Regions from separate parts of the Homo sapiens genome. Here region 2 is linked to region 1. The links are chromatin loops, found by intact Hi-C in ENCODE. Cell type or tissue: HepG2. All regions are shown on one strand. Each heading gives the region's core, and the rest is flanking DNA. Links, peaks and the distances in the headings are about the cores only. Region 1 overlaps TRMT6 (tRNA methyltransferase 6 non-catalytic subunit). Region 2 overlaps SHLD1 (shieldin complex subunit 1).

Region 1 (15,826 bases), core at 2,372-10,371:
GGCAAGGAGCGGGTAGAGAAAGGAGGATGGTAGGAAGAGCCTGCAGTGCTGCTCTGGAGAAAGTCTCCATGAGGCTGATGGCGAGCCCAAGTGGAAAGATCGCCATTCAAGGAGCCCTGTGTTAAGCAGAAATGCTCCAGCTCTGGTACCCATGCTCAGTTACTGACTGGAAGCAACCCATGGCCTCCCTCGGTATGAATGCTGCAGTGGATCCCAAAGGAGCGGCAGCTGGAGGTGTTCTACTGCCTGAATGCCTCTCAGCTGTTCCCTCATGAAGGGAGATCTGAGGGGAGCACCTCCATGCTGCCGTAGGCCCCGTCTCATTGCTTGGTGTCTTACCATACTGTAGTGGGGATGCTATTGAGCCTTGGGTAACCCTGCCCTTTGTGGAGGTTGTCTGTCTTGGCTAAGGTTACAGGAGAAAGAGGAGAGAAGTTGCCTTGGCAGAGTTAACAGGGTAGCGGGGAAGGGAGGTTTGGAGTGTAGTACATTCAGTAGCAACTTCTCCATAGACCCAAGCTCCATTATTGGCCATGAAGCTTCCTGAAGCCAGGAGAAAGAAAGCTATATGCACAGTTCTAGAGTACTGCCAAGACCATTACCCATTCTCCGCCAGAAACATGCTTCAGTTTCTAGATAAACCTGGGCTGAACTGAAAACTGCTTCAGTTCTTTTTCTTCTCTTTTTTTTTTTTTTTTCATTTTTGAGACAGAGTCTCGCTCTGTCGCCCAGGTGGGGTGCAGTGGCGCGATCTTGGCTCACTGCAACCTCTGCCTCCCGGGTTCAAGCAATTCTCCTGCCTCAGCCTCCCGAGTAGCTGGCATTACAGCTGTGTGCCACCACGCCTGGCTAATTTTTGTATTTTTAGTAGAGATGGGGTTTCACCATGTTAGCCAGGCTGATCTCAAACTCCTGACCTTGTGATCCACCTGCCTCAGCATCCCAAAGTGCTGGGATTACAGGCGTGAGCCACCATTCCCGGCCAGTTTTATTTTTCAAAAGAAAATCAATTAAACCAATTTCTACACTTTTCTTTGCATTGTAATGTGAAGAAATTAGTCCTTAGAAGTTGGTCCATTTAAAGCCTGGTGCCGTGGCTCGTATCTGTAATCCCAGCACTTTGGAAAGCCAAAGTGGGAGGTTCACTTGAGGCCAGGAGTTCGAGGTTACAGTGAGCCAAAATCTCACTACTGCACTCCAGCCTGAGGAACAGTGAGACCCTGCCTCTTAAAAAGAAAGAGAGAGAGAGAAAGGAAGGAAGGGAGGGAGGAAGGAAGGGAAGGAAGGAAGGAAGGGAGAGAGGGAGGGAGGGAGGGAAAAGAAAAGAAAGAAAAAAAAATGTCCATTTAAATCATCAAGAGAACCTGTGTTGTTTAAATTCTGATTTTTGGTATATGTGTTGTTAGCATGGACTTTATTGTCTTAGGAAAGCATGAATGTCTTTTCTGTCTTGATTAGGTTTTGCCAGATCGAAGTCATCCTAAACTGCTGATGAGTGGAGGTGGGGGTTATCTTCTCTCCGGCTTCACCGTTGCCATGGACAACCTTAAAGCAGACACCAGCCTCAAATCTAATGCAAGCACTTTAGAATCACACGAGACTGAGGAGCCTGCAGCTAAAAAACGAAAATGCCCAGAGTCTGACTCTTAACCCTTTTGAGAATTGCTCTGAATTTTGTTCTCAGGCATTATACAGTTAGTAATTAAACTTTAAATGCCATTACTACTTGTTTTTTCATATCCCAAGAATAAGAACATGTCTATGTACCCGTTTCTAGGAAGGAGGAGTATATGCCTTTTGTCTATTTCTGACACAGATGCATTTGGTCTGTCAAAACTGCAACCATGGGGTATGTAGTATGACCAACTGCATTTAACAAAACTCCTCTAAGTACTTCTAAATATTCTGTGCAAATATCTTGAGAACTTCAACATCCTAAAAATGTGTTTCTACAAGACTTTATATTTTAAGCTAAGTGGAATAATACAACGTAACTAAAACATGGCGGGTACCGAAAGGAGGGCAATTCATGGAAGAAATTTCCTCTGTTCATTCCGTTCTCTTCAACCTAAGCAATATGGATGTGTGAGTGTGTGATTTATTATGGTACCAAAAATGTCCACCTTCTTTCCTGCAGCGGAATAAGCTTTTTTGAAATGCTGAGGTTTTATTTTAATAGTTGACAACCTGGGAAAGTTCTGAGTATTTATTTTACTGCTCTTTTTTGTGCATAGAAAGGTTTAGTAGGGTACTTTTTTGCATTAATTTGCCAATACTCTTATTCTTTGTTCTAAATAAAGTGACTAGAATTTTTGTGTACTATTCAATTAAAGGAAACAAATGTCTTTTCCCCCTCTATGGTCTTATGGATACACATTTGCACACACACACATATGTATATAGATGTTGGTATATATACACACATATATTTATATATACACAGATATATACATACACATGCAAGTGGAGACATAGATTGTACCACCTGTATGAATATGTATGTACACATGGGGACAGAAAGAGTGTGCAGTCTATTTGAACTGTATCAAAGTCTTGTGCAGGACTTAGACCAATTCTCATTGTATTAGTGTCATTCCTTGTCAAATGTCCCTAAAGTGCCTTTCTTGATTATTAATGCTGAAGAACTCTGTCATGATTAGATGGTTACCCTTTCTAAGCTCTGAAAAACTCTAATCATTTGATCATGTGCTGTAGCAAAGAAAGTGTTTAGAATCAGCCAAGGCTCTTGTTCATTTGAGAGATTGAGTCTTGCTCACTGGAACATGGTCATCGTTTGCGTTGCTCCTGTCATAGAATAGGCCTGTATCATACAGCAAGGAACATCTCAGAAAAAAAATTTTTTTTCCAAATAGCATGTGCTATGCCAATGTGATTACTAAGTACAATTTTGAGTCCTTTATCCTAATTGCTATTAAAGAATAAAAATGTCGGCCGGGCACAGTGGCTCATGCCTGTAATCCCAACACTTTGGGAGGCCCAGGCAGGCGGATCACCTGAGGTCAGGGGTTCAAGATCAGCCTGACAAACATGTTGAAACCCCATCTCTACTAAAAATTAGAAAATTAGCCATGCGTGGTGGCTAACGCCTGTAATCCCAGCTACTTGGGAGGCTGAGGCAGGAGAACCGCTTGAACCCGGGAGGCAGAGGTTGCAGTGAGCCGACATCACGCCATTGCACTCCAGCCTGGGCGACGAGTGAAACTGTCTCAAAAAATAAATAAAAATGAAAATGTTTCCTACTGTGATTCTTCTAACAGTGATGCAGTCAGTGATGTCCTGTGGGCTTTCGGCCGATTGTGACGTGGTCTGTCTATTGTAGAGGACATGCCTGGATTGGCACCTCACGGAGTGTGTTGCAAGCTGGTGTCACACACACATGTAGCTAATCAAGTTTGGACAAGGAGAACAGAAAACTGCATAGATTAGAATCAGTAGTGGCTGGTCTCCTGGTTACTGGTTTGCAAGTTGCATTCCGTTCCCTAAATCTTTTCTCTTGAGTTTCTTGAGCAAGGGGTCTGGGGTCTGAGCTACCAAGGCCCTGCATGCTCATGTTACCTTGTGAACTCATCTTACCAATGCCAACAGCATAAGTTAATCTGTATTTTTTTTTTTTCTCATTCATATAGTTTACTTAATCTGCGTACAGATGATTGAATTCTGTGGTTTGCAAACTTAGCATTGGAAAACTTAGATTCCCCTGGAGGGCTTGGTAAGCAGAGGCCACTGGGCCCTCCACCCCACAGAATAAGATTTCAGTACTTCTGGAGTGGTACAGAGCATTTGCATTTCAAGTAGTTTCCAGGTGATATTGGTGCTGTTGGTCCAGGAACCGCCCACTGGGAACCACGACTGTGTGCATGCACATCATGGGTACAGCTAAATACAGGATGTTTTTGTCTTGTGTTTAAAATGGACATTCACCTTTGGAGCAGATGAACGGATAATTTTATGATTTTTGGACATCCAGCCACCAGAGGAGTTATGTAGAATAGCACTTTAATGAATGGCAATCAAGAAGTCAAAGACAAAAATCATTCTGTAACATCCATCCTGTTCCTCCACTGGACTAGGGTACTTGGCAATATAGCATGGCACCCATTACAGGGCATTTTTTAGCTTAAAGGTACACTCAAATTGTATGAAGCAAATACTGAGCAATCATTCATGCATTGGTTGTATATTGAAAAGCCAAAAATAGCCTTTTCTCAATACATAGTGAAGCTTTGGGAAAAAAAAATGGAGTGTTTGCATGTTGTTTTAAAGTGTTGGTTGTAAGTATTGCAAGAACAGTACTAAATACTAAAACGCATGTCCTAAAAATCCATGATCAGGATTCACTTTATCCTGATTTTGTAATGCCTTTAAGTGCAGTGCTAGAAAGGAACAGAGTGTATCTAATAACTTGAAATATGATGTTGCCTCTAGGCTAGTATTAATTTTTGTAAAAAGGATTATAATTTTCCTTGAACTTAACTATGTAGCACAGGTCAGATGGTGAGAGAGGTAAGTCCCTGAATAGCTACTTAAAAAGCAACCAGTAACCTTTCAACTACCGTATTAACCTTTACTAGGCACCCACAGCTATCTGAGTTTTTATGAGAAAGGGCAAGATCTTTGAAGCATAGGAAATGAATATCATACTCTACCCACTCCTTTTGGAAGGCCCTTTTTACAGTTCTATTAATAACCTGGGGCTTTTTTGTTTTTGTTTTTTTTTTTTTTTACTCTTAGCTGAGATATCATTAAAACAAGACTGGAAAGATTTTGACATTTCATTTTTGCTTTGACAGGTAACAAGGTGCTGTGGATATTTTGTTTTGAAAGAGGGGTAGGTCAATCTGTTGGATGTTTGGTCTACATAGTGTTATAATTCTAAGCCAACAAACTTTAAAGAGTGGAGAAATTAATCCAGGGGAAATGATAGCAGGCATTCTTTTGCCTTTTGGGAATACTTTTCCTTAATCAAATGCTTAGGTGGGTAGTGACCTCTCAGTGCTCTCCTGTCACCTGTGAGTGACACAAAATAGGAGCTATAAACTAGATTAAATTAAATTAAATAATTATATAGACCAGACTTGGTGGCTCACACCTGTAATCCCAGCCCTTTGGGAGACCAAGGAGGGTGGCTCACTTGAGGTCAGGAGTTTGAGACCAGCCTGGCCAACATGGTGAAACCCCTTCTCTACTAAAAATACAAAAATTAGCTGGGTGTGGTGGCGGCACCTGTAATCCCAGCTAGTTGGGAGGCTGAGGCAGGAGAATCACTTGAACCTAGGAGGCAGAGGTTGCAGTGAGCTGAGATCACACCACTGCACTCCAGCCTGGGCATCAGAGTGAGACTCTGTCATTCATAAATAAATAAATAAAGTCATATGGTGACAGATTCAAGAAAGGAGATAAAAATAAGAAAGAATATGATTAATTTAAATCAGCGGGCAGCAAATCTGGCCCACTACAAGTTTTTTGTATGGCCTGTAACGAAAGATTTTTACATTTTTAAGTGGTTGAAGCGGAAAAGTAAAAAAAATAAAAATAAAAAATAAAATAAATTTGTGACATGGGAAAATTACATGAAATTCAAACTGAAGTTTTATTGGAACGCAGCCACTCTCAATTTGTTTATGTATTGTCAATGGCTGCTTTCACACTGTGGCAAAGTTGAATAATTGTGATAGAGCCCATATGGTCTCAAAGCCTAAAATACACGCTCTCTGGGCCTTTGTGAAAAACTTTGCTGATCACTGATTTCAGTGGCGTGATGAGACGGATTGTGGCACTGGTGGAAACGGGAGAGCAGCCCTTTGGAGCAGCCACAGTGGGAAGCAGGTTTGGTGTGGGCAGCAAGCAACAATGGACAGTAGTGTGACATCCAGAGCTCCTTCTCGGTCCGCTGGACCTATCAGCAGTGTCTGACACCGTCCATCCCTCTCCTTGCCAGGCTTTTCCTCCCTTGGCTTCTAGAACACCACTCTCTCCTGGTTTCCCTCCTACCTCTCCAGCCTTTCTTTCTGTATCTCTCTTACTGGTTCTTCCTCATCTCTGAAACTTCTAAACATTGGCATGCCTCAGGGCTCAGCACTTGCACTTCTTCCTTTTCTTGTCTACACTAACTCCCTAGGGTGTTTGGAGGATTTGGGGACTGATCAAAGAGAAAGACATGACCATGAGATGGCAGCAGCACACACATATTTTATTGGTGATGGTGACACTCTGACAGGTTTGCATAGGGGTAGGGGGATGTCCCTTAGAGCAAGAGTCTGTGCAAAGAGCACACACTACAGGTGTTGCTACTCAGAAGGAGAGGAGGAAAGGCAAGGATACCCCCGAGGGAGGGGAGAGTCAGAAACAAGGCTTATGTGTCTAGGTGGTGTTGCACAGCAGTACAGAGGGGAGTCTCTGGGTCAGAGAGCTCCGAAGGACAGGGACGGCTTGAGGTTTGTGTTTTTGTTTTTGGCTTTATTTTTCTGAGACAGGGTCTCACTCTGTCACCCAGGCTGGAGAGCAGTGGCATGATCTCAGTTCACTGCAACCTCCACCTCCCAGGCTCAAGTGATCCTCCCACCTCAGCCTCCCAAGTAGCTGGGACTACAGGCGCATGCCACCACATATAGCTAATTTTTGTATTTTTAGTAGAGACAGGGTTTCATTACATTGCCCAGGCTGGTCTTGAACTCCTGAGCTCAAGCGATCTGCCTGCCTCGGCCTCCCAAAGTGCTGGGATTAACATCGCACTTAAGGTCTTATAACCACAAGGCTCTATGTTATCAATGGCCAACAGATGCTGGGTATAGTTTCACCGGGTATGTACCAGCAAGGCCCTGAATGGCTAAAAATTGGCATAAAATTTGTTTAAAATAATTGGATGTGTAAAAATTTGAGTTTGGCTTCTGCAGTAATCAGTGTCAGCCTGCAATGAAGAAATAAACAATCTATGAGCCAATAAACAGAGGCCATCTTTCACTCATTTATATAACTCTAGGTGATCTCACCCAGTTTTAAGGCTTTAAATACCGTCTCTATGATGATGACTCCCACATGCAGTCTTCAACACAGGCCTTTTCCTCCAGCACTGGCTCATATACCCAGCTCAACACCTCTGCTGGGTATCTATTCACGTCTCAAACTTAACAAGTTCAAATCTGAGCTCCCCATCTCTACCCTTCCAAACCAGTCCCTCCTGCAGTCTCCCCATCTGTTTTCCCAGATGCTCAGGCCTAAAGCCTTGGTATTCTCCTCTCATTCCCTCATGCCACACCAAAACCAGCAGCCCTACGTGTCAGCTCTGTCTCCAGAATAGATCTAGAATTCTACCACTTCTCCCCATTCCCAGTGCCACCACCTTGGACCCTGCCATCACAATGACCCACCAGGGTCATTACAGTGCCCTCCTTATTGGTTTCTGTGTTTCTGCCTTCACTTCCCCTACAGCCATCACTCAACCCAGCAGCCAGTGTTGTTATAAACATAAAGCAAATCCTATCAGTCATCCGTTGAGAACTCTCCAATTGTAAAACAAAAGTCCTTACCAGGACCTACAGAGAGCCCTGCGTGACCTGGCCCCTGCTGCCTCTCTAAGCTCACCTCCTACGACAGTCTCCCACTCTGGCCTCTTGTTCTTCTTCAAACATGCCAAACACATTCCTGACCCAGGGCCTTTGCACCTACTATTCCCTCTGCCTGAAATGTCCTTGCCCCAGGTGTCCACATGGCTCACACCCTTTCTTTAGGTCTTTCATCAACAGATACTTTCTCAGTGAAGCCTGTCATATATGTGAGTGTCAGGATCCTGGACTGCAGAATTGTAATTACTGCAATTAATTAATTATTTCAGCACCTGAAATCTCCTGATTATATTATGTGTTTGTTGTTCGTTTGTTTGTTTTGAGACAGAGTTTCGCTCTTGTTGCCTAGGCTGGAGTGCAGTGGCACGATCTCAGCTCACTGCAACCTCCATCTCCTGGGTTCAAGTGATTCTCCTGCCTCAGCCTCCCGAGTAGCTGGGATTAGAGGCAACTGCCACTACACCCAGCTATTTTTTTGTATTTTTAGTAGAGTAGAGTTTCACCATGTTGACCAGGCTGATCTCCAACTCCCGACCTCAGGTGATCTGCCTGCCTCGACCTCCCAAAGTGCTGGGATTACAGGGGTGAACCACCCACCCGGCCTCCTGATTATACTATGTTTTACAGTGGCATGGTGTGTATTTTCATTTTGTAATAATAGGACCCTTTCTTTCCTCCTGTCCCAGCTCTGTGTTATAACTCCTTCTCGATAAACTTGTCATGATATTATAAATCATGACAATATATTCAAATAAGAAAATAAATCTAAAAGTTAAATTACAGGTGGCTGCATCTGCACACAGATTTGGAGGATGGGGCACTGAGGCCATTGTTTCTCATTGTATTAGATACCTAGGGCTGCCATAACAATGTGCCACAAGCTGAGTGGCTTAAAACAACAGAAAAGTATTCTATTGCATATCTGGAGGCCAGAAGTCTGAAACTGAATTGTTGGCAGAGGCAGTGTTCCCTCTGACAGTTCTAGGGCAGAATCCTTCCTTGACCGTACCAGAAAAATCTGGTAACCCAGGCATTTCTTGGCTTGAAGAGGCATAGCTCCAGTCTCTGCCTCTGTCTCCACATGGTATTCTCCTCTGTGTGTGTGTTTGTCTCTGAATTTCCGTCTTCTTGTAAGGACACCAATAATACTAGAAACTCTAATGACCCCATCTTAACTGCGGAGACCTGATTTCCAAATAAGGTCACATTCATGGGTGCCAGTGGTTAAGACTTCTTCATTTTGGGGACAAAATTCAACCCATAATCCTCATTTATAAGCCTTTCAGGACTACTTAATGTTTTTACAATGGACATAAATTATTTTGATTAAAAGTGGGAAAAACAGTGGACTAGATTGTTCTTCACTTCTTCCTGAAGAAATGGTGACATCCCCAAGATCCTAATTGTACCGTCTGAGCAGCACGTATTGGGTGGGATTCTCTTGGATGTCTCCTTCATCTTTGATAGACCATCTACACCTTCACGTTTCCCTCCCCTGGGGTGTTTGCAAACTAAAATGAAAAGATGTACTAATGTGCAGAACCTCAACAAGGCAGATGCCAGGGGGAAGCTGGGGGGTGCCATATGCATTGCACTCTAGCTTCCAGCAGCTTTCCTCGTGAGCAGTGCCCAGTGTGTGAGTGTGTGTGTGTGTGTGTGAGATTTGCCAGGCTGGCATTTGGTGTATTGCTGGGTTTTATTTTCTCTCCTATAGACAGTAAATCATTTTTCACCTTGGGCCCCTGAATCTCTCTTTAGGAAAGGATTTTGTTTTCTGCTGGGCTGTGATAGGAAAAAAGGAAGAGACATTGTACTCTGTGCATGTGAGTACATGCTGAGCATTTCCCAGTATCTTGTATCAGGATATATTAAGACAAGGGGTTGCAAGTGCAGGTATACTATTTGGCATAATATAAGCCTTGACTTTGGATAGTTTCTTAGGTCAGGGTCCCCCAGGAGCAAACCCTGAGACAAGTATTTGAAAACAAGCAGTTTATATGAGAGATGATCCCAGGAAACACCAGCAGGGTCACCAGTGGGCAGTGGAAAAGGTAAAGGCAGCCAATAAAGGCTGCATTATTGGGCAGGTCACTGCTGTGGCACCTGGGGCATGATCCACAGAGGAAGTCTGGGAGGCAGTGCAGAATATGTGCCTCAGTGTCTCTCCACCTGAGGGGGGTGGGTGCTGGCCTGCTTTATTATGGGTTGAATTGTGTCCCCAGAAAAAAAACATGTTGAAGTCCCAACCCCTAATACATGTAAATGTGACCTGACTTGAAAATAGGGTGGTTGCAGATGTAATTAGTTAAGATGAGGTCATACTGGAGTAGGATGGGTCCTTAATTCAATATGACTGGTGTCCTGATGAAGAACACCATGTTAACAGACAGACTCACAGGGAGAGAGTGCCCATGTGCAGACAGAGGTGGCAGTGGGAGCTCTGCTGCCACAAGCCAAGGAAGGCCTGGAAGAAGCAAGGAATGAAGAAGCAAGGATGAAGCAAGAAACCAGGAAGAAGCAAGGAATGATCCTCCTCTACAGGCTTTGAAGGGAGCATGGCCTTGCCAGCACCTTGATTTTGGACTTCTGGCCTCCAAAACTGTAAGAGAATAAATTTCTCTTGTTTTAAGCCATCCGTTTTGTGGTGATTTGTTATGGCAGCCCCAGAAAACTAGTATGGTATGTATTTACCAACCCCCCTTGTCCACTATAAGAGCTACCTCCTCCAGCAGCCTTCCCCTCCTCACACCCCCATCACTGCCCTTTACAAACAGGCAGTCACAATCCCATGGCCAGAAAAAAAAAAAAATGCAGGCAGAGAGATAGCAAGAAACCTTCTAGAAGTGTGTGTCCAGGTTTAGAAAAATTTGCCATCAGATTTATAGCACTGATGGGCTCCCCATATGACAAAGCAGCAATGCTCCTGGAAAAGTATGTCACAGAGAGTTCATCTAAAAAGAATCTGGTTAAGTAGCACAGGCAATTCTTGACTTAGCCAAGAGGAGGAGAACCAGGTCTTCCTTGATGGATAAAAGTCCTACGTGATTTTAAGTCTTATTTTTGCCTCTGCTGGGGCTCGGCCCACACCATCCCAAAATATGACTGGAGGAGACCACAATGTGCCACCCAAAAATATACCTCTTTGGCATATTTCGAGCTGATTATTCAGAGAAACTACAGACACAGGAATGGCTCTAAAAAGCTGTCCTTTTTACAAGGAAATGTACATCTAGAAAGGAAATCTACATTAGTAAAGTATCTGTATCAGGAAGAAGGCTGCTCAGAGGTAGGGATCTCAGAAGGAAAGCTGGTCAGCAGCCAGGATGCCTTCCCCGCTCAGGAAAGGACATGGTCTCTAGTGAACCTGACAGACAACCAGATGGCCGCTGGCCTCCATATGCACAAACAATGAAAGTACACTGGAGCCCATTATGAAGAAGAAAGATGGTAACAAAGATTCAAATGGCATGAAAAAGAATCTTCAGTTTGTTGGCATTAATGGAGGTTATGCAACAACTTCAAGTGATGATTTTCACACAGATGAAAGCTCTTCTTCTGAGTCAGATGACGAGTGTGATGTCATTGAGTGTCATTGAGTAGTATCCTCTTGAAGAAGACGAGGATGAAGACACTTGGGGAATGGCCAAAGGGCACCATGCCATTAACATTGAAGGTTTCAAGTTGGCCAGGGTGGAAGATGAAATGCAGTTTCAAGAACGTGAACCTGAGAAGGTGAAAATCAGAGGGAGGTATAAATTAAGTGAAAAAATGTTGTCTGCTTGCAACTTACTGAAAAATAATATAAATGACCCCAAAGCTGTGACCAGCAAAGATATGAGGTTCTGTCTGAACACCCTCCAGCACAAGGGGTTCTGCGTGTCCAGTCAGAAGTTAGCCATTGCAGCCACCCTGGGAGACTACAGAGCTGCTTTTGAGGCTACCTCCCTGGATGCCCTCTACTAGGTCATCAACTTGGCAGATGGCAACAGCAACACAGCCCTCCATTACAGCATGTCCCACTCCAATTTTGAGATTGTGAAGCTGCTGTTGGACACCCACATGTGTAACGTGGATCACCAGAACAAGGGGCTATACCTTCATCATGCTGGCGGCCCTCGCAGCTGCGGAAGCAGAGGACATGCAGGTTGGGGAAGAACTCTGGCTGAAAGGTGAGCCTCAAAGCCAGTCAGCTGGGGCAGATGGCCCTCATGCTGCAGTCAGTTACTGTGCAGATCGGCATGGTGTATGGTCTGCCGGCCTGTGGGGCTCAGGTCAACCTCCAGGACGACAAGGGCTCCATGGTCCTCATTGTGCCAGCAAGCACGGGCACATGGAGATCATCAAGCTGCTGCTGGCCCAGCTGGGCTGCAACGTCCACCTGCAGGACAATGATGGCAGCACCATGCTCTCGATCGCCCTGGAAGTGGGGCACAAGGGCATCACTGTTCTTCTGTATGCCCACATCAGCTTTGCAAAAGCTCAGTCTCCGGGCACCCCTAGGCTTGGAATGAAGCCACAGAGTTTCATTTGATTGATTGTATGCAAATAGCCCTCCATTTTAATGCCACCATTAAGCTGCCAACTGTGCCTGTTGGAATGACAGACACTGAATGTATATGCATTGTGCCTGAGCTCACCAGCAAACAGAAGCATAAAGCCCAGGGCTAAAGACTGAAGCTTTCACAGTGCAGAGACTGCCAGCCTGGGCACACATGCCTCCTTTCTGGCCATCTTCTGTCTGCGTACGGTGCACTTTAACCTACTCTGTGTTGCTGTTGAGTCTCTGCTCTGTTATGTACAGCCATAGGGAATTGTGACCTGACCTGACCTGAATGGGCACCTTCTATTCCGTCTCTCCACTCCCAGACCACCACCACAGAGAAGTGTCAGGTTCTCATTGGCATCACGTTTTAAAATTTTTCCACAAATATTTATATTTACCAAATGTGGCACCATTAGAAAGCTCTTCCAAAATTCCATCCCAGCACAGTTTTGTTGATTTTTCTTGTATTATTTTAAAGTAAGAAAGTTGATCATCAGTAACTTCAGTCTGGGCTAGATAGAACTCTCAAAAACTATGAAACTTACAAAAGAAAATATTTTCATTTGGTTTCATCTAGGTAGATGTAAATATGACTTTTTTAAAAAAAAAGAGTATATGAAATTGGCACAGTATTTTCAACTTTTATATTTCATACTAATTAAAGACATGAAGAACTACATGTAACATTATCATATTTTTGTTAATAATTGCACAATTCTGTATCTAATGATAAAGGTTGAATTGTGTTAGAGGAATTGGCTATGTATTTGCCTCTAGAGAAATATAGTGTAGTTCTCTGTATTTATGGATTCCTTTATACTGTGTCACATTTACTTTGGTCCTACATGTATTTAAATATTTGAAGTGCCTTAGACTTTTGCCATATTTTCAAAATAAAATTTCATTAAGCTTTTAAAAAAAAAAAAAAAAGAAGGCTGCTGGATCACTTTGATTACCTGAGAGATTTTATCTGCATAACAACACAACCTTTATTTATCATACAATTCCTCCTGCTACCTTCCCATAACTGTGTCCCCCAGGAACCCCAAGCCCCCTATTCTCTTCTGTAGCTCAGGATGCTATAAAAACTTCAATCATCTGGCCCTTCTGAGTCTTCTATTGTGTGGGACTCCTGGGCCTATGCATGTAATTAAAATGTTTTTTTCTCCTGTTAATCTGCCTACGGTCAGTTTATTCCATAGACTTAATTATCCAACCTTCAGAGAGTAAAGAGAAGGTCTTACTCTCTTCTGCACCACCTTCCAGAGAATAACTCTTTACCAAAACTGTGAAAACAGTAGAAATCAACCAAGTAGAAGCCACCAAGGGTGAGGAATTAAATGACAGGTAAAAAAAGGGAGAAGGGGAATTGTCCAACTGTATTGTCCTAAGAAGCTGCAAGAATGATTACGGCAGCAGCTAACACTTCCTATGCCGTTGATATACACCAGGCACTGCTCTGTTTTGCATCAACTCTATCATCCTTGTAACAACTCAATGAGACAAATATCTTATTTCATTGATGATCTTGAGGTTCAGAGAGGAAAAGTAACTTGCCCAAAGTCAGAGCTACTTAGTAACAGAGTCAGCAGAGTAAAAGCTCTACCTTTTTTTTTCTTTTTGAGACAGGACCTTACTCTGTCACCTAGGCTGGAGTGCAGTGGCACGATCTCGGCTCAATGCAGCCTCAACTTCCAGGGCTCAAGTGATCCTCCCGCCTTGGCCTCCTGAGTAGGGAGGGACTATAGGCGCACAACACCATGCCTGGCTAATTTTTAAATTTTTTGTAGAGACGGGGTTTCGCCATGTTGCCCAGGCTGGTCTCAAACTCCTGAGCTCAAGCAAACCACCTGCCTTGGCCTCCCAAAGTGCTGAGATTACAAGTGTGAGCCACCATGCCTAGCCTCTCTCTCTCTCTCTCTCTCTCTCTCTCTCTATATATATATATATATATATGTATATATATATATATATATATATATATATATATTTTTTTTTTTTTTTTTTTTTTTTTTCTGAGAGAGTCTCGCCCTGCCACCCAGGCTGGAGTGCAATGCCTGATCTGCGCTCACTGCAACCCAAGTAGCTGGGATTACAGGTGCCCGCCACCATGCCCAGCTTTTTTTTTTTGTATCTTTATTAGAGATGGGGTTTCACCATGTTGGCCAGGCTGGTCTCAAACTCCTGACCTCGTGATCTGTCTGCCTGGGCCTCCCAAAGTGCTAGGATTACAACTGTAAGCCACCGCACCCAGCTGCCTCTATCTTCTTAAGGAGTAGAAATCAGACAAGATCTGAGGGGCCAGGGATCTGTCTTGACAATCCAGATGTTTTCACTCCCACCCCGGAATTCTTCCCATTATCCAAGCTTTCTTCTCAGCCCTGAAAAATGAACTTTGGCTGGCTACTTGTAGAGCTCTTTAGATAAAGGAATTTTTAAAGTAATATCTTATGATTGTTTTTGAAACAGGTTCTTCAAGCCCCTGTAATCTCTCTCAGCATGGGGGAGTAGATGTCTTTTTCTAATCTATTTCTCTTTATATCCTGCACATTACTTCAAAAGGTTTGCTTTTTTATTCTATTATGCATCCAAAACCCAACAAATCCTAGGGCCATCTTTTGCAATTTACTTCAAAGAATAGATTTGAAAAGTCACACACCTCTCTCTTTGCCCAAAAGAAGCTGAGAACAATGAAGCTTTTGGTCTCAGGTGAATCTTTTATTATTTCCAACTGAGACAAACATTTTTCCAAAGACAGTAGCACAGTCATTGTCATAAGCATGTTAATATGTCTATTTTGCAGAAAAGAATATGCTACAAGTCATGCAATTCACATTTTCAATAGCATTCTGACAGAAATTAAAGACAATTCCAATTGTGTCAAACATTTAATGAATAGTAAGTTCTACTTTCTGCCCTTGGGTAGATAAATGGTGTCTTTCAGTGAAGTGGTGAAAAACAGATCATGTGATGGCTGCTTCTTAACAGTGCCCACCGCTCCAATGACAGTCAGCCCCTTTGGCTGAATTTCTCAGCTATCTTCTGTAGTTCCAAATCCATTGCAGCCAAGTTTTCGAGTTCTTTTTTCTGGAAAATACAGAAAAGTGGAGGCATGAGGTCCCGAACCAATTTCTTTTGCTGTAGTTTGATGGAGCATGAGTGCAAAGGGGAATTTTAGGCATGTTAGAAGCTGCATTAGTCAACCTACCTCAGTAACTCTCAAAGTGTGGTCCCCTGACCAGTGGCATCAGCCAGGAACTTGTCAGAAATGCAGATATTGGGGTCTCACTTGGGACCTACTAAATGAGGAACTCTGGGGGCTAGGAATCCCTCATGATCCTAATGTACATTCAACTTTGAGAAGCACCAACCTACATAATCAATATTAGGAAAAAAAACATTGTTTGGGTAGGTTCAGCTCCAGTAGTGTTACCTCTCCCAGATACAAATTTCTGATGGCAGTAGGGCATGAAATAATAAAGATAGCAAACTAAATAGGCAAGCAAGTAAACTTCTCTATCACCTATTCTCCCTGCCTCAGGGAGAGAGTGATGAACAATAAGAGGACCAAGGGGAAGATACCAGAACAGCAGTTGTTAACGTTGGCTGAACGCTGCAATCATCTGGAAGCTTTAAAATATTCTGATGATCAGGCAGCACCCTAGGAACTAAGTAGACAGAATCTCTAACACAGTAATTT
Region 2 (8,000 bases), core at 1-8,000, 130 kb after region 1:
TTAACTCCTAACCGATAATATTAACCCAACTAAACTGGCTTCTGTAACACTTTCACCATCTGTAAGAATGTTTCTTGTGCAAATAAAGGCGATCTTTTGTTACTTAGCCATTAAATTTCATTAAAATATTTTCTGCTTAAATCCACTAAATCACTAATATTCAAAATACAACAATATAGTTACCAAGTTTGACTCCATGAATGAGAATATTCATTCACCAAATGCATTAGATAAGCTGTGTAAGAGGAGATTCCCTGCAAGATTGTTTATGAGTAAAAACATGGGTCAATCTAAACATCCATCAATAGACATCTCGTTAAATAAACTATGATCCAATCATACAATGGGATACTATGCAGACAGTAAAAATATGAGAGAGCTACATGTACCAACATGGCAAGCTGCCTTATTATAGCAATAAGTGAAAAAAGGGCAAGATGCAAGATAATATTTTGGTAAAATTCCATTGGTATTTAGAAAAAAAGATATACGTGCTGTTTGTGTGTGTACAATATACACATGTACATATGTATGTATGTCTATCTATATTTATGTATATAGATCTGTAGGTGTGTATATGGAAGGATACACAAAAGTTATCTACAATAATTACTTCTGGGGAGAAGCATGAAGACCTAGGACTTTTACGTTTCTTTTTTTTTTGAGATGGAGTCTTGCTGGAGTGCAGTGGCGTGATCTTGACTCACTGCAACCTCTGTGTCCCAGGTTCAAGGGATTCTCCTGCCTCAGCCTCTCGAGTGGCTGGAATTACAGGTGTGTGCCACCATGCCCAGCTAATTTTTATATTTTTAGTAAAGACAGGGTCTCACAATGTTGGCCAAGCCGGTCTCGAACTCCTGGCCTCGCGATCTGCCCACCCTGGCCTCCCAAAGGGCTGGGATTACAGGCATGAGCCACCGCGCCCGCCCTTACATTTCATTTTATACTCTTTTGTACTGTTTATTTTTATAACGATTTTTTAAAAGAAAAGGATGATTAGTGCTTTATCATTAAAAATAGGCTAACCTTATCACAAGTGTCACAACAATGATACATATACCCACCTGGGGACCTTCCTCCAAAGACTAGTAGCAGTAAGTCTACAAAAAGAAGAGAGATTTCCTCTTTCTAGCTCATTGCTTGAAATCACTTCTGGTTTCTAGGGAGCATAAATTCTGAGGCTATATTCTCCAAAAGGAAGTCGAAGGGGTACCTCTTTTCCAACAATGTTAAAGTAATTCTAGGGTTAATGTTTTGCCAAACTGGGAGATTCCACAGAAATATGTCCCAGTGACTCAGGAGGCTGAGGTGGGAGATCACTTTAGCCTGGAAGTTTGCAACCAGCCTGGGCAACATGACGAGACCTCAACTCTACAAAAAAATGTAAAAACTTAGCCAAGCATGGTGGAACACACCTGTAGTCCCAGCTACACAGGAGACTGAGGCAGGAGGATGGCTTGAGCCCAGGAGTTCAAGGCTGCAGTGAGATATGATCGCATTATCAAAAGAGAGCAAGATCCCCAATTCAAAAAAAAGGAAAAAAGAGAAAGAGGAAGAAAGAGAGAGAAAGAAAAGAAGGAAAGAAGGAAGGAAAGGAAGGAAGGAAGAAGGAAGGAATGAAAAGAAAAGAAGGAAAAAATAAATAGTAACTTATGAAACTGCTTTGAAAACTGGGATGGGTATTACGAGGAATTTTCAGAAGTTAGGAATTTATACTACATTTTCAGGTTTATTTTTTTAATTAGGATGATATAATTGTGCCAATTTTGAATCACAATTTGAGCTAATCATACATAACCAAGAGCTGCCCTCAGCCCAGCACAAGAGAGGCGTACCAGGCAAAGGCCACCCAGGAGGGCAAAGCCCTGCAGGGCTCCAGCTGAAAGCAGTGGGCATGGGCCTGGCTCACAGCTACCAGCCAGCTGATTTCTAAGCCAGTGCATTGAGGAATAAAATGAGAATTCAAGGCCAAGATTGCAGGTACAGGTTACACGACCACTCACTCACTCTTCGGTGCTAAAATCAAGTCCTTCAGTGGAAATACATAATACATGGCATTCTAGTGGAGAGGGTGGTGACAGAGGGCTGGCAACCATCACTGCCACCACTCTGTTCACATCCCTTGGGTGCGGAGAAACAACAACACAGGATGTAAATAAGAAATGTTGGTATCTTAACTGATCAGTGCATCACGGGCAGCCAAGGTGGTTAACAAAGCCAACTCTCCCTTCATTCTGCAATGACATGGTGATGCTGAATCTCTCTGTCCATGGCCAGAAGCAGGCGCCACTGCCCTCAACAGCTCCTGGGACAACACTGCAGGCCTCTGTTCCACTTCTATCAAAATTCTATTGTTTTGTTTATTTTAGGTTAAGCCTAATTCCTTCAGAACTTGGGAGGTAGTTTATCAAAACTGCATGCCTGACTGGTAGGAGAGGAAATGAACACAAGGCATGTATTGCAGATAATCCACTTCCCCACAGTAATACAGGAAAATGATCAGTGCTTCAAAACCATCACAAAGGATGGGGTAAGTGATAGAGGGACGGGAGATAAGCAAATGTTCTAGTTTTCAAATGGAAGGAAGAAGACACGATCCACAAATCCATATACTGTGGACCAATAGCATGATGCGTAAGCAACAGTTTTAAAGTTTGTGGGTGGAGATTCTCACTTATGTCAGCTACTATGTGTCCACCCATCAGGTAGATATTATTGTCCCCATAAAACAGATAAAGAAACGCCAAGTAAAAAATTATAAAGCAGCCAGATGTGGTAGCTCACACCTATTATCCCAACATTTTGGGAGGCTGACGCAGGAGAATCACTTGAACCCAGGAGTTCTAAACTAGCCTGGGCAACAGAGCAAGGCCGCATCTCTAAAAAATATTTAAAAATTTAAATCAAAAAACATGTTTAAAGCGATAATGCCCTTCAAACCCCAAAGGCTGTGCTTTCTCCCCATTCAATAGAGAAATGGAGGTCACCAGACCCAGCCGTCACTCCTGCCATATTAAACACAAATTTAGGCCAGGCGCAGTGGCTCATGTCTATGATCCCAGCACTTTGGGAGGCCAAGGAGGGCGGATCACCTGAGGTTGGGAGTTTGAGACCAGCCTGGCCAAAATGGTGAAACCCTGTCTCTACCAAAAATACAAAAATTAGCTGGATGTGGTGGTGCACACCTGTAATCACAGCTACTCGGGAGACTGAGGCATGAGAATCATTTGAACCCAGGAGGCAGAGGTTGCAGTGAGCCGAGATTGCGCCACTGCACTCCAGCCTGGGAAACACAGCAAAACTCTGGCTCAAAAAGCAAAACAAAACAACACAACACACAAATTTAATCAACAGTTCAAGCATTTACATTCCTATTTTGTTGTCTGCCCCAAATAATTTACCTTTCCCTTTTTTAAGAAATTGAAAAGTGTACCACTTATAGAATGGCCTAATTTCATAATATAAACAAACAAAAAGGATTAGGGGTCTCACGCCTGTAATCTCAGCACTTCGGGAGGCTGAGGTGGGCGGATCACCTGAGGTCTGGAGTTCAAGACCAGCCTGACCAACACGGAGAAACTCTGTCTCTACTAAAAATACAAAATTAGCCAGGCATGGTGGCACATGCCTGTAATCCCAGCTACTTGGGAGGCTGAGGCAGGAGAATCACTTGAACCCAGAGGGCAGAGTTCGTGGCAAGCCGAGATCGCGCCACTGCACTCCAGCCTGGGCAACAAGAGCGAAACTCCATCTCAAAAACAACAGCAGCAAAGGATTAAGACTTTGATAAAGAAGATTAAGGAGGGGAAAACAGAATGTTACTGCAGCTTCATGACTGTTAGACCAAGAGTTGAGCATGAAGGCACAACCCTCCTAGGCCAAGATAGTATTATTCTCCTGGGAGACAAAAAGGGCATTTGGGGTTAGTATTGTAAACTCTTGTTTTTCCTTCAGCTGATCACTGTGGAATGCTGCCAGGCCTCCTGCTGCCTGGACTCCACCAAGATTTCCTGTTCAGGGCAAAGGCTTTATTTCGCCACCAGCACACAGTTCTGTGTTAGGTAAACAAAGTGCTGGAGTCTTTGAATATGTGGAATCTCTTGGGTTGATTTGCTTTCCCCCTTGCCTTCAAACACTTCAAGTTTTCAAAGTCAATAGGAAACATCTCATGCAAAATTGAACAAGAGGCTCCTTCTTCATGCAAACTTTTGTTTGATGCACAGGCATAACTTTCCATGCCAGTCCTGAAATGGAAAGTGGCACTGGCATTCATGATTAGGTGACAAAAATGAATGACGGCCACCTTCATCAAGTATGATTTCTGCAATGGAATTTTTAGAGCACATATTATGTTAGGCCATAACTGAAATGTTCTTGTACGGTCACATATCAAGTCAAAGATAATGAACGATCACAGGATGTGGCAAAACCTGAACAAACAAAATTAGCCTGCAGGTGCCACAAGGTCATGTAAAAAACACACAGGAGCTAGATTTTCTTGTTTGTTTTTTGGTTTTTTTTTCTAGTTTTTTTTTACACTATACTAATGTCTTACAGTAACTGTATATATATATATAGTTTTTTTTTGCGATATACAAATGTCTTACAGTAACTATATATATATACAAAGACCTATAGTAAGTTACTATATATATATAGTAAGTACGGCTCATTGCAACCTCTGCCTCCTGGGTTCAAATGATTCTCATACCTCAGCCTCCTAAGTAGCTAGGATTACAGGCATGTGCCACCACGCCCAGCTAATTTTTTTTGTATTTTTAGTAGAGATGAGGTTTTGTTATGTTGGCCAGGCTGGTCTCAAACTCCTGGCCTCAAGTGATCTGCCCGCCTCGGCATCTCAAAGTGCTAACATTACAGGTGTGAGCCACTGCGCCCGGCCATACAGTAATGATATTGATCTCGCCATAAGACTGGATAACTTCCTTAATGATCGAAGGGGCAGAAGACAGGCCCTCAACCTCCAAATAGCAAGTCCACACCACCTGCTCTTTCGTCATTCTTGTTTTGTTTTTTTTTTTTAATCTTTTTTATTTTTTTGAGACAGAGTCTCACTCTGTCATCAGGCTGGAGTGCAGTGGCGCGATCTCGGTTCACTGCAACCTCCACCTCCCAGCTTCAAGCGATTCTCCTGCCTTAGCCTTCTGAGTAGCTGGGACTACAGGTGTGTGCCACCACGCCCAGCTAATTTTTTTTTTATTTTTAGTAGAGATGGGCTTTCACCATGTTGACCAGGATGGTCTCGATCTCTTGACCTTGTGATCTGCCTGCTTCGGCCTCCCGAAGTGCTGGGATTACAGGTGTGAGCCACCGCGACTGGCCCTTGTTTTTTTTTAAATGTTAAATCTAATGCCTAGAATTCTGGAGACTCCCCTGAAGCCACAGGCTCCCACATTTGGGAGAGCTTTCATTCTTTCTATCAGATTTTCAAAAGGATCTACAGACTGGGCTTGGTGGCTCATGCCTATAATCCCAATGCTTTGGGAGGCTGAGACGGAAGGATCACTTGAGGCCAGGAGTTCAAGACCAGCCTGGGCAACATAGTGAGACCTTGTCTCTACAAAAGAATTTTTTTAAAAAATTAGCCAGGCATGGTGGTACTCATCTCAAGTCCCAGCTACCTGGGAGGCTGAGGTAGGTCTGCTAGAGCCCAGGAGTTCAAAGCTGCAGTGAGTTATGATCACGCCACTATACTCTAACCTGGGTAACAGAGCAAAACTTTGTCTCAAAGAAAATGAAAAAGAAAAAAAAAAGATCTGCAATCAAATAAGGTGAAGAACAAATGTGTTCACAAGGCCCCCTGGTCTTCAGGAATGCTGGATTGAAATACGGCCCCTCTTGAGTTGCTTATTGACTGTATATTAAAGGCAAGAATAAGCCCAGAACAGCGAGAAGGGAAGGCCGGGACTGGTAATCAAGCCAGATGGAAGCCAGAGCAAAATGGAACCCATTTAACACTTTGTCTTGGTCCTGGCCCTGCAGTGAGTGATGAAGAATTCTTGGTATAATCATTAAAAGAAAGCTCAAGAGGCCGGGCACAGTGGCTCACGCCAGTAATCTCAGCACTTTAGGAGACCAAGGTGGATGAATTGCTTGAGACACTGGGCAACGTGGCGCACATGTGTAGTCCCAGCTACCCAGGAGGCTGAGGTGGGAAGATCACCTGAGCCCAGGAGGTCTAGGCTGCAGTGAGCCATGATCACGCCACTGCACTCCAGCCTGAGCAACAGAGTGAGACCCTGTCAAAAAAATGAAAAGAAAAAGAAAAATAGAAAGGAAGAAAGGAAGGAAAGAAGAAAAGAAAAGACATGGATATAGCTTGGAGGAGAGGTGGTGATGACATCGATGGCTAACATGGATCAGACACTTACAAAGCACCAGGTACTGCTCTAACCACTTTGTAAGTATCACTGCATCTCATACTAACCCTAGTACCTTATGATGTACGTACTAGTATTATTCAAAGTTTCCAAATGAGGAAAGTGTGGCCCAGAAGGATTAAGAAGCTTGCCCAAAGTCACAGAGCTAGTGGGTAGCAGATCTGGCCCCAGGAAGTCTGACCCCTAACAGTGTCTCAAGAGACCCAATCCAGATAGAGGCCACCAACAGGAAAGCAGGGCCTGGAGGACCAAGGACATCCTTTCACAAAGCTGAGAAGGTGCAAAGAGCAAGCATGGTGGCTGGGTCAGGGAAATTGCAAGGAAAAATAAGCAGCAATACAAGGGAAGTTGGGATCTGGACATGCTTTTTCTTTGGATCCTGGCAGCTTCCTGGGCAGGAGAAATTCCTTAAAAGGCCCTCACAGGACTCTAACTTGTTTCCAAATCCAAACTTCTCTGTAAGATAGAATAATGGTATAATAATAACAATGATAATTTTTAAAAACAGTGTATGCATTTTTCCTGTGGTAAGTTTAGAACCATCATTCAATTCAATGAGTACCCACTGAGAACATCCAATGTAGCACACACAGTACTAGGCACAATGCTTTTGAACACGGAACTTTATAGTGGAGACTTATGTAACTTCCATAGCACATTAAAGATCAAATGTTAAGACATTTCCAAATGTTAAAATAGAGCACTCCTCCTAATTTTCCCATCTATGGGATACGGGGGGCGGGGGAATCAATCTCCCAGGTTATTCCTGTGAGAGTACTCTAATAAATTACTCTGTCTTTTGTACAGGGTCCTCTCCTCCCTGCTATATCTTCAGGAGCCACTCCCATCTTCCAGAGGAGCCCTGCCCTGTGCACACTTGAGCTGTGGCTTCTTCCTTCCAGTAGAGCCCATCTGTCCTGGCCTTTGAAGGAGTTAATCAAGCCATATGTCAAACATTTTCCATTCTCCCCTCTCCAGGCCACTGACAGGACTGCACGTCCTGGGGCCACGTAAGTAGTCCTGAGCAATGAACTGTGAGTAGGATACTTGATTCTCGTTCACTTCCAGGGCAGAGCATTCAACTGCCAATGAGAAGCCCTTCGGAGTTCTCTTTTTGCCTCTGTAAGGCAATAGCAACATTCAAGATGGTGGCTGGGCCAGGCATGGTGGCTCATGCCTATAATCGCAGCACTTTGGGAGGCGGAAGTGGGTGGATCGCTTGAGGTAAGGAGTTTGAGACTAGTCTGACCAACATGGTGAAACCCCGTCTCTACTAAAAATACAAAATTAGCTGGCCTGGTGGCACACGCCTGTAATCCCAGCTACTTGGGAGGCTGAGGCAGGAGAATGGCTTGAACCTGGGAGATGGAGGTTGCAGTGAGCCAAGATCGCACCACTGCACTCCAGCCTGGGTGATAAGAGAGAAACTCTGTCTCAAAAAGAAAAAAAAAAAAAAAAAGATGGTGGCTGTTAGGTCCCTAAACAACTAGCCCTCTGACAGTCCAAATGAGCATGAATGAGAAATAGTCTATAGTTTTTTAAACAACTTCAATTTGGGAGTTGTTACCACAGCATAATTTAGCCTTTCCTGATGCACAGCCT

The links. Peaks named below come from ENCODE experiments on the same cell type or tissue, not always from the same donor. Only the 100,000 strongest peaks of a DNase experiment are listed, where the experiment ranks them.
Region 2: a loop joins it to region 1, with 3 times the contacts of the local background. A loop is called at or near these places in 26 of 110 quality-filtered maps.

Annotation. Positions count from the first base shown.
Region 1 is chr20:5,924,359-5,940,184 of GRCh38, reverse strand. It overlaps TRMT6 (tRNA methyltransferase 6 non-catalytic subunit), which reads left to right. Exons shown (of 11, transcript NM_015939.5): 11 at 1,459-2,957. The coding sequence ends at 1,650. It overlaps CHGB (chromogranin B), which reads right to left. Exons shown (of 5, transcript NM_001819.3): 5 at 14,832-15,213. The coding sequence ends at 15,136. It also overlaps the pseudogene KANK1P1. Among named protein-coding and RNA genes, the nearest start is that of TRMT6, 18 kb to the left of the region's middle. RefSeq lists silencers at 64-252, 6,188-6,237 and an enhancer at 15,176-15,826. In HepG2, for the core only: a CTCF peak has its summit at 6,200 (motif pointing right); a DNase peak (open chromatin) is centred at 6,194.
Region 2 is chr20:5,800,929-5,808,928 of GRCh38, reverse strand. All of the region lies in intron 2 of SHLD1 (shieldin complex subunit 1), which reads right to left. Among named protein-coding and RNA genes, the nearest start is that of SHLD1, 55 kb to the right of the region's middle. In HepG2, for the core only: a CTCF peak has its summit at 2,305; DNase peaks (open chromatin) are centred at 2,278, 4,038 and 4,408; H3K4me3 peaks cover 259 bases.